2 separate regions of the Mus musculus genome follow, and region 2 is linked to region 1. Evidence: chromatin loops called from intact Hi-C (ENCODE). Cell type or tissue: left cerebral cortex. All regions are shown on one strand.

Evidence for each region. Peaks named below come from ENCODE experiments on the same cell type or tissue, not always from the same donor. Only the 100,000 strongest peaks of a DNase experiment are listed, where the experiment ranks them.
Region 2: it touches region 1 in a loop (2.1-fold over the local background); 6 of 42 quality-filtered maps call a loop at or near these places.

The regions. Positions count from the first base shown.
Region 1 is chr9:110,550,902-110,558,901 of GRCm38, reverse strand. It overlaps Setd2 (SET domain containing 2), which reads right to left. Exons shown (of 21, transcript NM_001081340.2): 3 at 7,408-8,000; 4 at 5,668-5,799; 5 at 2,486-2,614. Among named protein-coding and RNA genes, the nearest start is that of Setd2, 22 kb to the right of the region's middle. In left cerebral cortex, a CTCF peak has its summit at 3,459 (motif pointing right); no DNase peak of the experiment used is centred here.
Region 2 is chr9:110,600,622-110,608,621 of GRCm38, reverse strand. It overlaps Setd2 (SET domain containing 2), which reads right to left. Exons shown (of 21, transcript NM_001081340.2): 17 at 6,360-6,499; 18 at 4,391-4,502. Among named protein-coding and RNA genes, the nearest start is that of Nradd, 20 kb to the left of the region's middle. In left cerebral cortex, no CTCF peak of the experiment used is centred here; a DNase peak (open chromatin) is centred at 3,271.

The sequences.
Region 1 (8,000 bases):
GTGGGCTTTGAGGTTTCAAAAGCCCATGCAAGGGCTGGAGAGATGGCTCAGTGGTTAAGAGCACTGACTGCTCTTCCGAAGGTCCGGAGTTCAAATCCCACAACCACATGGTGGCTCACAACCATCCGTAATGAGATCTGACACCCTCTTCTAGTGCATCTGAAGACAGCTACAATGCACTTAGATATAATAATAAATAAATCTTTAAAAAAAAAAAAAAAGCCCATTCAAGTCTCAGGTTCTCTCTTTCCTGCTTCCTTCAGATCAAAAACCCCTCACTGCACTGCTACTCCTCCAGAGCCATGGCTGCTTGTATGCTGCAATGCTCTCCACTATTAGCCTCTGAAATTGTAAGCAAGCACCCAAAACATACTTTCTATTATATGAGTTTCGTCGGCAATGGTTCTCTTCACAGCAATAGAACAGAGACTAAAGTACTTTCTCTGTGCATCTCTGGCTGTCCTAGAAATGATCTGCCTGACTCTGCCTCCAGATTGCAGAGTCTGACATGTTTAAACAATCCAAAGCACTGGCTTTGCTGTGCCCGTAGAGCTTCAAATTTAGATTCAATGATAATGTACCACTATAGGGGGAATAAATGAACATCCTAAAAACTGCACTTTTTTTGTGCTTTCTCTGTAGCATTCCTAAATGTGATTAATCTCTCTTTTGCTTCTGTCAGTTATCTTAATATACTTTATTGTTCTCTCCTTGGTTATTTACCCATCCTTTATGAAGTTATTGAATCTCAAGTCTCTTCACATTCCTTTATTCTCTGAAATTTTATTACCACTGACAACTTCAACTATTAGCTTTATATACACACAAGCGCTTTATTATGCATTGTTCCTAAGTTGTAAACTGAAACGACCCGCTAGGAAGTTTTAAGCTCCAATGAAACAATTTTAAAAATGTGCTCAACCTTACTGAACCTGAGCTCAATCCCTAGAATACACATGGTAGAAAGAACCGATTCTCACAAGTTTCTTGTCCTCTGACCACCACCACCACCGACACAAATAAAAACAAAACATAAACCATTAAGTTTTGTTCATAAGATATTGATATAATCAAAGTGCTTATTAAAAATTACCCTACCAACTGAAAATAATTCTCTTTTAAAAAAAAATTTAGGCTGTTGGAGGTGGTGCACCTTTGATCCCAGTACTCGGGAGGCAGAAGCAGAGGGATTTCTGTACGTTTGAGGCCAGCCTGGTCTACAGAGTGAGTTCCAGAATAGCCAGGGCTACACAGAGAAACACCATCTTTCATCACTGTCTATATCAGCTGAGTGAGGTGGCATATACATTTAATGTCAGCAGTTGGGACAGAGACACTCAGATCCCAGTGAGTCTAAGGCCAGCATGGTCTACTGTGAGTTCCCAGCCAGCCAGGGCTACACAGTGAGACTCTGTATCTCATGAACAACAAAACTCAAAAGTACCCACAGAAAGATATAGTATATAAATGTATTTTTGTAACAAATTAGAGCTCAGTAATAACAACCTAGTCACTCATGGCTAAACCTAAAAGTTAAACCACTATCTTTATAATCAATATTTAAGAAGCTAAAGGGATGGCTCAGCAATTAAGAACACTGCCTATTCTTCCAGAGGACCTAGGTTCAACTCCCAGCAACCAACAGAGCAGCTCACAACCACCTGTAATTCCAATTCCATAGGATCCAATGGATCTTAGGCCCTAGGCACACAAGTGGTGCAGACATACATTGAGATTAAACACCTATACATATAAAGTAAAAAATAAATCCTAAGATGTTTCTTTCTGAGCAAAGAGTTGTATCAAGTTTGCAAGTAATGCATAATGACAAAATTCCAAGTCTTACACAGACTATCTTATAAATTTCAGTAAATGCTAAAATACATGAGATTGGATCTTTCCCTCTCTTACCAAAAACCAAACTCTCCTCCCTGATCACTGAAGCTGTGTAACATGAGTTTTATGAAAGACAGACAGAGTTTAAAGAAATTCGGTCATCTGCCCCAAGTCAGAGCCCAGCAGAATGAACACTTGGCCTCTCAAAGGGGCTGTAATATACCCAACAGTCTAACGACAGTGCACTCAGGACACACTTTTAATTGAAACAAGTTTAAATACCAGAATCTAACCAACCACTAAAAGATCAAGGAGTGGAAATTTATAGAATATAGCAATACTCAGGGATTAACAGTGTAGACTCGAAGATTCAGCCAAATGAAAGGCCTCAAAAATCATTCATCATAACTTAAAGACTGTTTAAAAAAAAAAAAACAAAAAGAAAAAACAAAATAAAAAAAACTTCCAAAAACCCAAAATGGAACTTTTTCTTCATTTTCTAAAAATCAATTTAACAAACTAGTTGCCAAGCAGTCATTCTACACAATGAGCATTATTAAACATCACTGAAATAAATCATTTAACCAAATGCCTAACCAAATCCAACAACACAGAAACCTGACATGAAAGGGATAGAAACCAAACTTACGAAGGAAGATCCTTAGCAGCCCTTAAGCCCCAGCCTTTCTTTTCTGTAAGTATGACTTCTACATCTGCATGCTGTTTTCTCTGAAACCGTCTGTTTGAACAGTAATCTCCATTTGGACATCGAGAGGAACTGAAATGAGAAATGGGTAAAAGATAATTCTTTAAATACCATAAAGAACTGTAGCAGCTTCAACAGAATGTGTTCTGTGACAACAACCTCAGCTATACACACAGTTCAGCTGTGGCTAACCAATGCCCTTCCTCCGTGTTACCACTTAAAAGCATTCCCTAGAATTCAGTGACTACGTTGCTCCTGTGGGAGCACAGTCATCTCATCATCAAGAGGAACATTTGTCTGCCACTTCCTGGTGTCTGGAATACAATTCTCATCTGTACAGAATCTTTGAGTGCATGAACAATTATTGGATTTGCTTATCAAAGCTGTACCAATAAACCTTATTAAGCTTTTATGTTACCATGCATGTTTTCTGATCATACAGCTATTTAACATTCTTTAAATTACATTTATCTTGCATGTTTGTGCAGCTCACAGGAGTCAGACCTCCCTCCTTTATGTAAGACACAGATCATCAGGCTTCAAGGACCTTTACCCACTGAGCCATCTTGCAAGCCTAGTTATTAATTTTTCCAACAACAGCTTTTTTTTCCAGGTTAAAAATCAGGCTTAAGAGATAGCCCAGTTGTTCTCCCAGAGAATTTGGGTTCAAATCTCAGCATACATATGCCAGCTAACAACTTAATCTTATTTTGCTTATGTTAACTTTAAGTGCACATCCTCTTTATATTCCATTCAAATCATCAATTTGGTCTTTTAAATGCAACTACACACATATATATACACACACAAACACAAATTTAAAAACAGAAATAAAAGTCAATTTTCCTATTCTTCTGAGATATGTGTATTTTTTTTAAAGATTTATTTATTTATTATATGTAAGTACACTGTAGCTGTCTTCAGACACTCCAGAAGAGGGCATCAGATTTCGTTCAGATGGTTGTGAGCCACCATGTGGTTGCTGGGATTTGAACTCGGGACCTTCGGAAGAGCAGTCGGAGCTCTTAACCACTGTGCCATCTAGCCAGCCCGAGATATGTGTATCTTATTTGTGTGAAACTTTAACAGGAACAAAAATAAAAGCTCCATGTTTTGCTGTGAAAACCAACTTCATTAATATTAAAAATAAGGAGCCTTAGAATAAAGTGGTAGCTCGTTCCTTTAATCCCAGCATTGAGGCTGTAGAGAAGCAATCTCATAGAGCTTGAAGCCAATCTGGACTACATAGTAAATTGTTGGCCAGACTAGTCTACAAAGCCAGAACTGTCTCATCAAAAAAGGTTCTATTCACTATAGAGCCTTGGCTGTCCTGAAACTCTATGGCTGGCCTCAAACTCACAGAAATTTCCCTGCCTCTTCCTCTGAGTGCTGGAATAAGAAGTGTACACCACCATGTCTAGACTAATACTTTTTTCTAGGATAAAATAATCAGGTTGGAGAGACATGGGCCAGCTGTTCTTTCAGAAAATTTAGGTTTGAATCTCAGCATACATATGGCAGCTAACAACAATCTGCAACTCTGGCTCCAGGGCATCAGACTACTCTTTTGGTTTCCACAGGCACCAGACACGCACTTAGTATACAGACTTACATGCAGGCTAAATCACGCACATGCATCAAGAACAAAAACACTGAGAAAAAAGAATTTCTCATTAATCAGATTGGTTAAAAATAACTATCAAACATTTTTAGCCAGGCCTGGTGGTACACTCAATCCTAACACTGAGAGGCAGATGGATAGCTCTATGAGTTCTAGGCCTGGCTGATCTACAGAGCAAGTTGCAGACCAGCCAAGGCTATATATACCCTGTCTTAAACAACAAAAAGGAAACATTTTTAATGCAGAGATATTTAGCATTTTATGAATTATACCAATCAAGTATGTAGCACCAGAAAATTAATTACTAGGGGTCAACTATTAACAGAAGACATAATGCACTTAGGACAAAAAATTAGGCAGATTTGTATATGCAGTTCTGATTAGGTCTGATTATACAAAAGTATACATAATATGCTTTTATTTCTATGTATTTAACAAAAACAAAACCAAAAAACCAACCACCCAGCAATAGTGGTACATGCCTCTGAGTTCAAGACCACCCTGGTCTACATAGTGAATTCTAAGTACAGCCAGAGAGAGATACATGGAAAAATCCTGTCTCAGGTGAGAGTGGGGGAAACCAAAGAGTAAAAAATTAAGTAAATCATTAAAGACAACCATAAACTATCTCTGAAGAAAGATCAGTGTTTAAAAAGAAATATATGCCTATGTTGTATATATTAATACTTTTTCTGGGGAAACTTCAAAGGGGAAAGATTGGCTTTTTGAGTCAGGGTTTCTCTGTGTAGCCCTCCCTGGCTGTCCACCTGCCTCTGCCTCCTGAGTGCTGGTATTCATTCACCTTCTGAATTTTCAAGTTTTACTGTTTTATTTCATCATCAAAGTTTAAAATTACCACAATTTATTTCTCAGGGCACAAGCATCACTGAATTAAAAGTAGTTGCAGAGGGCTAGAGAGATGGCTCAGTGGTTGAGAGAACTGTTGCTCTTCCAGAGGTCCTGAGTTTGGTTCCCAGCGGCCACATGGTGGCTCACAACCATCTCTGATGGAGTCTGAAGTGCTCTTCTGGTGTGTGTCTGGGGACAGCTACAGTGTACCCATATAAATAAAAATAAATAAATCTTAAAAAAAAAGTATTTGCAGAGGCTGCCTATGGTGGTTAACAAGCCTTAACCCCAGCACTTGGGAGGCAGAGGCAAACAGATTCAGGCACATATGTTTGAGGCCAGCCTGGTCTATATGGCGAGTTCTAGGACAGCCAGGGCTATATAATAGATCCTATTTCAAAGAAAGCCAGCAGTTTTATTAGCAATAGAACTGTTTTATAGAGCACTTATGTGCCAAATGCTTAATCTAATGAGCAATATAGCAGAAATTCGTCTTAATATCTATTTTCTATTAAACACTGGAAATCTTATTGCTCATAAGTATTCATTTAACATAGTAAAAAGGTAAAGATTTTATCCTTCACTAATTATTTTTCATATTTCAAGACACACACTACACGAGATACGGAGGAGTGGAGCAGACCATCTTGCTTACCATTCAATCATGAGGAGACGATTAAGGCAATCTTCTCCACATGCTACTTCACCTTGAGCTCTTTCATCCTTAGAAAGAGGTGTACACTCACACTGCATTCGCTTAATATCCCGGTGGGATTTGTTCTTCTTCCTATTGGGTACAATTACATACAATTTAGTTACGTAAGTCTATTAAAGATCAAATAACTACTGAAGCTCAATTTCATATTTAAGTCAACCACTCAAAAGACAACACTAAGGTGGAAACTGAGTTCAAGGCTAGCCTGGCAAGACTCTATTCTCTATCCTCTTACCCTCATCCACCCCCAAGAGAGAAGACGATAAGAGAAAGAAATGATGATCTTCTAATCATTGGCATTAGTTAGATAAAAGTCCAGTGTGGTGCTGTACGCCTGTATGTAACCAAAGCTACTTAGAAGCCCGAGGGAAGGACCCAAGTTCAAAGCCTGCCTAAAACAGGCAAGTCCAGCAAGGCCTGGGGGATAGATCTAGCCGAGTTAGTAGAGCACTTGCTGATAGCATACAAATAGGCCCTAGGCTCAATTCTTCACAGAAAGACCGACAGGGAGGGAGGGAGTGAGTTCCAGGCCAGCCTGGTCTACAGAGTGAGTTCCAGGACAGCCAGGGCTATACAGAAACCCGGTCTCGAAAAACCAAAAAAAACAAAACAAAACAAAACAAAAAAACCAAAACAAAAACCACAACACTGGCTATTTCTCAGAGGACCAGGGTTCAATTCCCAGCACCCACATAGCAGCTCACAACTCTCTGCAACTCCAGTTTCAGGGAATTTGACACCCTAACAGACAGACAGACATATAGGCAAAACACCAATGACCAACGCACATAAAATAAATATGTACATAAACTGTACTCTAATTATGGCTTTATAGTACATAAAGGTGCTTGGTGTGCACTAATTTTAAAGAAAAATGTATCGGGTTAGGTGTGGTATCAGAGGCCTTTAATCCTGCACGCTGTAAGCAGAGGAAGAAGCAGCTCTGAGTGTGAGCCAGCCTGGTCTACAGTATGATCTCCAGGACAGCGGACAATACAAAGGAACTGTCTGGAAAAACAAAACAAAGAAGAAAAGGGAAAACAGTTTCTAACAGTCATTTGCCCTTTTTAAAAAAAAGTTATTTAATGTTATGAGTGAGTGTTTTGCCTGTGCTATGCCTGTGTACTGTGTGTGCAGCGTCTGAGGAGACCAGAAGGAAACATGGGATTCCCTAGAACTGGAGTAACAGCTGAGAGTGACCATGAGGGTGGCTGGACTTGAACCTGGGTCCTCTGGAAAAGAAGTGGTTTTTCCACTGAAACATCACCTGTCTGCTCACTGAACTTCTCTTTCATTTTTGTCAGAATTTCAAATGAAAATGGAATTAAGAAAACGTAGGCTAGCTTATACTTTTTAAAATGACATGAAAAAAGAATGAATCTAAAGGAGAAATCAGGTCAGCTTAAATTATACTTTTTAAAACTAAAGGAATTATAAAAACAAAAAAAACTAGACATCATTTTTCTTAGATGAAAAATGGGAGGAGATCTACTAGTAAATATAAATAAAAATGACATTTTATAGATTCTGTTATCGAAATTTTATCACTCAACTCTTATTTCAGTCTAAACTGCTGGAAAGCTACTTTTAATTAGTGATTTTTTTCTTTTTTTCTTTTTCTTTTTATTTTTTTTAACAAAAAAGCAGCAGAAATTTATTTAAAAACTATGTCAGGCTCACCTTTCTGTTAAATAAACATTTTCTTCAATAAGATCAAAGTAACATGGCATCTTCCCCAGCTTGGCAAATTCTTTCCACCGCTGTGGGTCCCTGAAGTCATCCATAGCACACGAAGGCCCCATCAGTTCTGAGTGCTGGGGCACAGATGATTCTCCCTGCTCCATCTCCACTCTAACTTTCTTTCTAGCCTGTAGTTCACCATCACTTTCAGAATCACTCTCCAACTCTTGCCTTCGTTTTTTAGGAGGCCCTCTCTCTTTTATATCATTTTTTTCAAAGTTTTTCGAAAAATCTTTCCTTTCGTTCATAACTAAAGCGTCTTTAATTGAATTGCTGCTTATTTCCGGTGCTTGCACTGATCCCTTGTCCTTCTGATGGAAGAAAAATTTATTGGACGGGCTTGAAAAATGTGATCCACTTCGTTGATCCCAATGTTCCTCTTCTTCACGATCGTCTGTTAGAGAATCTGGTACTTGCCCTTGGATTCGATCATAAGCAAGCCCAGTTCCTGGAGGTCTACCTGCTGATCTTGGATCCCAATAGCCATTGCCTTGCCAGTAATTATGGGTCCCACCATAGTGTTCAGTACTTTG
Region 2 (8,000 bases), 50 kb before region 1:
AGTACTTGCAATTTTGGTTTTTATGATTTTATAAACCTGTTTCAAATGTTCAGACCTTAATTGTATAGGTAAAAAAATCACTATTCCTGTGACATCTCTGCTATATATTCTTTTAAATAAAAAGATTTATTTATTTATTTGATCAGTACACTGTAGCTGTCTTCAGACACACCAGAAGAAGGCATCAGATCCCATTACAGATGGTTGTGAGCCACCATGTGGTTGTTGGGAATTGAACTCAGAACCTCTGAAAGAGCAGTCAGTGCTCTTACCCACCGAGCCGTCTCCCCAGCCCCTCTGCTATTCTTAAGAGAAGATTACTGAGCACCTCAAAGTACCGGACACAAACTTCTACTACAGCAGTGCTCTAAGCTCAACTTTAAGATGAGAAAGACCCAGTTTCAGCTGTCTTTCAACCTCTTTGTATCACACAAGGTTTGTGAATTGACCAAAACTTGTTACAATGATGAAAGGTATGGATGGCTCTAAAGAGCTTATAATCAAGACACCAAGGGAAAATAAATGGAACTTAAGGTATGAAGACTTTCCTCTGAGTGCCTTTCTCCTGTCTACACATATGCTAGGTAGATGAACACAACTCTAACTTGCTGAGAGAGATACACTGACGTAGGTTCTAGCTATCCCAACTAGACGAAGGCCTGTTCAGAGGTCACAATCTGAAAAGGATCCCAAGCCTGACCACCCGACCCTTTGCCCTTGGAAAGACCACAGAGCACTTGCCTTCTCAGCCACCATGTCTGAACAAAGTGGTTAACAGAGCCCAGAAAGCTTTGGTCTAGAGTTTACACTAGAAACACAAGAAAACATAAAACTGATGGGTCAGAGACTATAACTAAGACAGCTGGGTGTGGTGGCACACATCTTTAATCTCAGCACCCAAGCAGGCAGAAGCAAGCAACATGTCTGTGGATTTGAGGCCAGTCTGCTTTACACACTAAATTCTAAGACAGTCCTGTCTTAAACAAAACAAAAGCAAATTTTTATAACAAGCATACTTCAAACTTGAAAACCCACTGGATGAATTTAGCTTATTATAAATAGCAGCATCAGTAATCTTTAAAGAGAAGACAACAGGAACTACACAAACTGAAAACAAAAAGGAAATTGAGAGATACAGTGGCCTGTGACAAATCCAGCCGACTAGAGACATGTATACAAGTGAGACTTGCAGAGAAAAGCACAACTTGGTACGTACCAAGGCAGACTAGAAAAAATAATGCAGGTTTGATGAACAGTATCAATACAGGTTCATAATAGTGCATCAATCACAAGAAAGCTGAAGTATATAGCAATAAAGTTGTTGAAAATCAAACAGAAAAGAAATAATATATAAGGAAGAACAAAGAAATGCATCTTTCTCATCAGAACAATTATAAGCAGGGTGTGGTGACACACACCTGTTATCAGAATTCAGGGAACAAAAGGCAGCAGGACCACATCAAGTTCAAGATCAGGCTACAGGGAAAGACCCTGTCTGAACAAACAAAGCAAAAAAGAATAATATCTTTATAAACTGACAAGTAGGCCAGGCACATGTCTTTAATTCCAAAACTCAGGAGGCAGAGGCAGATGGACTCTGTGAGTTTGAGGTCATCCTGGTCTACACAGGGAGTACCAAGACAGACAGTGCTATGTACAAAGATCCTGTCAAAAAAAAAATGTAGGGAAACATGTCAATTTAGAATTCTATATCCAGGTATGCAGGGACTAGGGAAACAGCTCACTGGTTAAAAGCATTGGCTGCTCCTGCAGAGGAACTGGGTTTGATTCCCAGCACCTTCATGGCAGCTCGCAGTCATGTGTGATTCCAGTTCCTGGGAGGTCTGACACCTTCTTTTGGCCTTGTAGTAAACAAGCTTACAGGCAGGTAAAACTTCTATATGATAGGATAAAATAGAATAGAATTCTAGAGTCTGGATGTTTCCTATAAAGCTAAAACATATTCCTACCATGTAATTCAGTAATTATGTTTCTTGGTGTTTACCTAAAGAAACTGAACCTGGAAGCAAAGTGAGATGCCCATCAGCAGTAACTGGCTAAATAGTGGTACAATCACACAATGGAGTAGTATTCAAGACAGGGTTCCCCTGTATAGCCCTGGCTGTCCTGAAACTCACTCTGTAGTCCAGGCTGGCCTCAAACTCAGAAATTCGCCTGCCTCTGCCTCCCAAGTGCTGGGATTAAAGGTGTGTGCCACCACGCCCGGCTTACTTGGGCTTTTTAAAAAAACGGTTTCTTTGTATAGTCCTGATTGTCCTGGAACTCACTCTGTAGACCTGGCTGGCCGCAAATTCACGAGATCCATCTATTTCTGCCTCCCCAGGGCATGCAGCACCACACCTGGCCTACTCATTATTTTTTAAAGGGATAAGAGTTTTTTTTTTTTCCAGACAAAACAAGCTCAAAAACTTCATCACCAGTAGATCTGAAATACTAAAGAAAATTCTTCAAGATGAAAGAAAATGTTTCCAACGGAGTGGTGGTAGCACTCAAATACCCAGCCTGGTCTACGGATTGAGTTCCAGACAGCCAGGACTATACAGAGAAACCATGTCTCAAAAATCAAACAAATAAACAATAGATCACAAATGGAAACAAAATTCTACACCAAAGAATGAATTATTGGAAATGCTGAAGAGTGGATAAAACAGGATGTTGCCAGGCAGTGGACCTTGCCTTTACTCCCAGCACTCGGGAGGCAGAGGCAGGCGGATTTCTGAGTTCCAGGACAGCAGCCAGGGCTATAGAGAGAAACTCTGTCTCGAAAAAAAACAAAAACAAAAAAAAGAAAAGAAAAGAAAAGAAAAAGGAAAAAGAAAAAGAAAAAGAAGAAGAAAAAGAAAATCCGCAGGTTTTAAAACACATAGAATGACTTCTGATTTAAGTAACATCCTTGGAGATAATTTAGTCTTACTGATAAATAAGGATAATTCCTTATAAACAAGCAAGTACTTTGTTTTGTAAACCACCTCTAACCTCAGTTACTGTATCATCAGAGGAAGAAATGAAGAGTAAAATTATTCCTGGTTTTTTTCTAGCATTTCCATAGTATCTTCTGCCTTATAGCTTAAATAAACAAGAAAGTTTTATTCTCTTTGAGAATGACAAGGTCCAGCTTTTATTATTATTTTAGTTTGTGTGGGCGCACACGCCGCAGTGAGCACATGGCAGGCAGAGACAGCTGTGGTTGTCATCCTCTCCTTCCAGCATGGGCTCCAGGGCTAGCAGCCATCTGCCCCGCAAGTAAGCGCGTGCGTAACCTGCGGAGCCACCCACCAGCACTTGTTGCTTATTTGTTGTTTTCATTCAGACAGGATCTTGCTGTAAAGTTAAGGCTGGCCTCACATTTGCAATCCTCCTACTTAATAATGACAGGTATGAACCAACACCACTTCTGGCTCCTTAGGTGACATTCATGACTGACCTGTGTTTATGATATGTGTTTGAATATGGGCATACCACATATGCAATGGCTTTGATTTTTCTTTTCTTGAGGCAGGGTCTCTCTTATCACTTCTTGCCAGTAAGTATGCTGTGTACTCTAGCCTCGCTGGCCCAGGAGCTTCCAGACGACTCTCTTGTTTCTGGTCTCCCCGTCATACTGTACTGTAGGAGTGCTGAGGGACCTGAACTTAGGTCACCAGGCTGTGCAGCAAGTGCTTTATCCACTTTGACATCTCCATGACGCCTTTTTAAATTCATTCCAGATCTAACCAATCTCAAAACTACAATGTCCACCATAGTATTCAATTTAAAGAGTCAAAACAAAGAGAATGCTGGCACATGCTTGCAATCCCAACACAAGATAGAAGATAGCCTGGGCTAGATAGTTTATGCTTCAAAACACAAAGTACAAGTAAAAAGAAACCATATATACAATTTACTATCAAGAAGAAAAAAGTTAATACACTAAAAAGTTATAAACGAGTACTGGAGTATAACTGCCATGGGGGCCTCTCAATTTCTCCTAAATATATTCCTTGAGTGCATACCAAGTCAGGGTGCATCTGACCCTTCAATGTCTAAAAATGGTCTTTGACTTCAGTCTCTCCTCTGATACAGCAGAACTTTGACATTTCTTAAAATTTCACACACACTGGTATGTTTCCTGCATATATGTCTGTGTAAAGGTATCAGATCACCTGAAATTGGAGTTATAGGCAGTTGTAACCTGTCACGTAGGACTAGAAATTGAACCTGGGTCCTCTGGTGCCAGTGCTTGTAACTGCTAAGCCATCTCTCCAGCTCTGAACTTTGACATATTTTTCCAAAGAAAGAAAACAAAAAACCCAGAACAATATGGTTACTAACCTCACTGAATGAAAGGACACAGATGCTCAAATGATGAGGACACAAAAGCTACACTCACCTTCATGGGGTTTTCATCATAGGTTGGGGTTCCCAGGTCCATTTCAGCTTCATGCTCAAGGCTGGCATCATCTCCTGGGCTTTCCCAAGTAGGAGGATCCCACTGAGTCTGTCTAGAAGAAGGTAAGAACAGCCAAGGGGTCATGGGTAAAAGTAACAGACAGCCCTGGCACAGAGCTTAGAAAACGTAATATACAACAGGACACAGATAAGTCAGAAGTGTCAGATTGAGATATATTCTGATAGCTTCTCCTCAGCAATGGCTCTAGCCTAGAGATATATTCAGACACTCCAAAAGAGGGAGTCAGATCTCATTACAGATGGTTGTGAGCCACTATGTGGTTGCTGGGAATTGAACTCAGGACCTCTGGAAGAGCAGTCAGTACTCTTAACCACTGAGCCATCTCTCCAGCCCATCTCTGCTTTTCAAATGGCGCAAATATGCCCTGGGTTTAAAAAGTACACAGAGCCAGGCAGTGGTGGTGCATGCCTTTAATCCCAGCACTCAGGAGGCAGAGACAGGCCAGCCTGGTTTACAGAGTGAGTTCCAGGACATCCAGGGCTACACAGAGAAACCCTGTCTCGAAAAAAAAAAAAGAAAAGTACCCAGAGCAGACAAAAAAACCCAGTAACCACTATACCTATTGTGTACCTGAAGCAAAATAAAAAATAAATAAATAAATAAAGACTATTAAAGACAGAGGCTCCCTATATAGCCTGGGCTGTACTGAAACTCTCTATGAAGACAACCCGCCTTCACTTCCTTTCCAAGTGCTGGGATTAAAGGCATGTACCACCACACCTGGCTTTTTTTTTTTTTTTTTTTTTAAAGCTAGACTTGTAGTCAGGTATTCTCAGCCAAGACTCTGAAGCCAGCTATCATAGAGAATCATAGTTAAAATAGTAAAACTCAAGCTGTGAGGATAGCTTGGTGGATAAAATCACTTTCAAACCAGTCCAACCACCTGACTTCAGTCCTTGCAACTCACATTTAAAAAAAAAAGAAACAAAAACCCAACCAACCCACCAAGCCACCAACCAAACAAAAAACCAAAACCAAACAGGTGCAGGGCTACAGAGATGGCTTTTCGACTAAGTGCACTCATTGCTCTTCCAGAGGCTCCAGGTTCAATTCCCAGCACCCACATGGCAACTCACAGCTGTTTGTAACTCCAGTTCCAGGAGATCTGACACCGTCACACAGATATACACACAGACAAAACACCAATGCACACAAAATAATATTAAAAAATAAACTTTTCCAAGTTGTCCTCTGACATCTACGTGTATGACATAGTACACTGGGCATGCATACATTCACTCTAAATAAATGCAATGGAGTAGATATACCAAAGCATACTTTAAAAGGGCATAATCTAAGGTCTGGCATGCACTTTCAGATGTGACTCTGAAGCTGGGCATGGCAGTGCACACTTCTAGTCCCAGCACTTGAGAGACAGACAGAGAGGATGATCAGGCATTCAAAGCCAATCTGGGCTACATGGATCTATTTCAAAATGAAACAAAGGGCACACACAGGGAGATGGCTCAGTTGGCAAAGTATTCAGGGCATAAGCAAGAGAAGCTGAGTTTAATCCCATGAAACCTCATAAAAAACCGGTCTGTGACATGCTTGTAATACCAGCACTGGGAAAAATAAAAGGTAGATATGAGTGAGTATCTGGAGCCTGATGACTCCCAAGAGAGCTCAATCAGCAAGCCTCAACTGCAAACAGAACACAGTGGATGATTCCTGAGGAAAACCACCACAGGCTGACCTTGAGTAGCTGTGCTTTATAAACCCCTCAAACTCATGTGACCTGGCACCCCTACTTCCTTACCCACATGGGATTTTAGAAATTCAGCAGTCCAACTTTAGATCAGTGAGAAGCCAATAAATATCAAACGTCAGCTGGCAGCATAGCTGCCCAAGTAACAGCAGACGCGGCATGCCCCGCGAGACCCCTTACCTTGTGATCACGTGGTAGTAGTAGATCTTCCCCTCAGGGTCTCGGGCTGTCTTCCAGTTGGGAGGTAAAACAATCGTTTTTGGTTTTGGAGGGGAGGGTGGTGGCAGGTCCAGTAGATTATTTGTTACAACCATTTCAGGCTAAAAAATATATAAATACATTTTTGATCAGTGATATTCCTTTCAATACGTAACAGGGCAAAGTGCCTACTTAAGCAATAAAACATCTAATTTTCCTCAAAAAAGGTAAAGGAAAGGTATGCTATGGGAAATAGTTAACAAGATAATACATATGGGGCTGGTGAGATGGCTCAGTGGGTAAGAGCACCCGACTGCTCTTCCGAAGGTCCAGAGTTCAAATCCCAGCAACCACATGGTGGCTCACAACCATCCGTAACGAGATCTGACTCCCTCTTCTGGAGTGTCTGAAGACAGCTACAATGTACTTCCATATAATAAATAAATAAATCTTTAAAAAAAAAAAAGAAAAGATAATACATATGAAGATCCTTAGGGAACTCCCTAAGCCATAAAAATATCTAACAACCGGTCATTTAGATCAACATCTACCAGCTTCAATACAAACAAACCAACTAGCATTGACAAAAAAAAGTCACTGCTAACAGCATACAAAACTCCGTATTAGAGCACAGTGGCTAAGAGCACTTGCTTTTCTTGTAGAAAAACCGGGTTTGATGCCCAGTCCCCGGGGGATCTGATGCCGCCTTGTAATCTCTGTGGTACTAGACACAGACATACATAAACAGACCTGGACGGCAGAATGGTAACATTCAACCTACTCTACTTTTCAGAAATAATTTTCAGCTATTGTTTTTTTCTTAACTACACCTTAACCACCAAGTCGTCTCTCCAGCAATGCTACACTTTCAAAAACCCAATAATCACTATGAATGACCAAAGTGTTTCCCTAAAATTCATGTGTTGAAGCCCTAATGCCAATGTGACCTTACTGGGGGACAGAGAGAGCCTTTGAGAGGTTAATTAAGAATCAATGAGGTCAAAAGCACCCATGAAAAAAAAACAAGATGAGAGAGGAAGCTTACAGAAGAGTGTGTGTGCTGCGGACAACAAAGCTGGAGGGAGCTGGACACCTTGAAGAGTGCACTGACACCAGGCATGGTGATGGAGGGTTTGGAATCTGCCTGGCTGCTTTTAGGCTTGGGTCCAGTACTTCTCACTAGGCTGATGTATATTCTGTACAATTGTATGCTGAAAGTATGTGATCTGCTTTTTCCTTTGGCTTTTATAGGGGACTACGGTTAAGATGTTGCCTGGAGTCTCAGAGATTTTGAACTTTTAAACAGTATTGAGAGGACTTTGGAAGTTAGACTGAGTGCATTTTTTTTTTCCGAGACAGGGTTTCTCTGTATAGCCCTGGCTGCCCTGGAACTCACTTTGTAGACCAGGCTGGCCTCAAACTCAGAAATCTGCCTGCCTCTGCCTCCCAAGTGCTGGGATTAAAGGGGTGCACCACCATGCCCAGCTCTGAGTGCATTTTTGTACTGTGATATGACAACAAGACTATGAGGATCAGAGAGTGGAATGGTTCCCATAAATTCATATATTCGAATGCTTAGTCACCAGGGAGTGACACTGTGTGGAAGGAATAGGTATGGCCTTA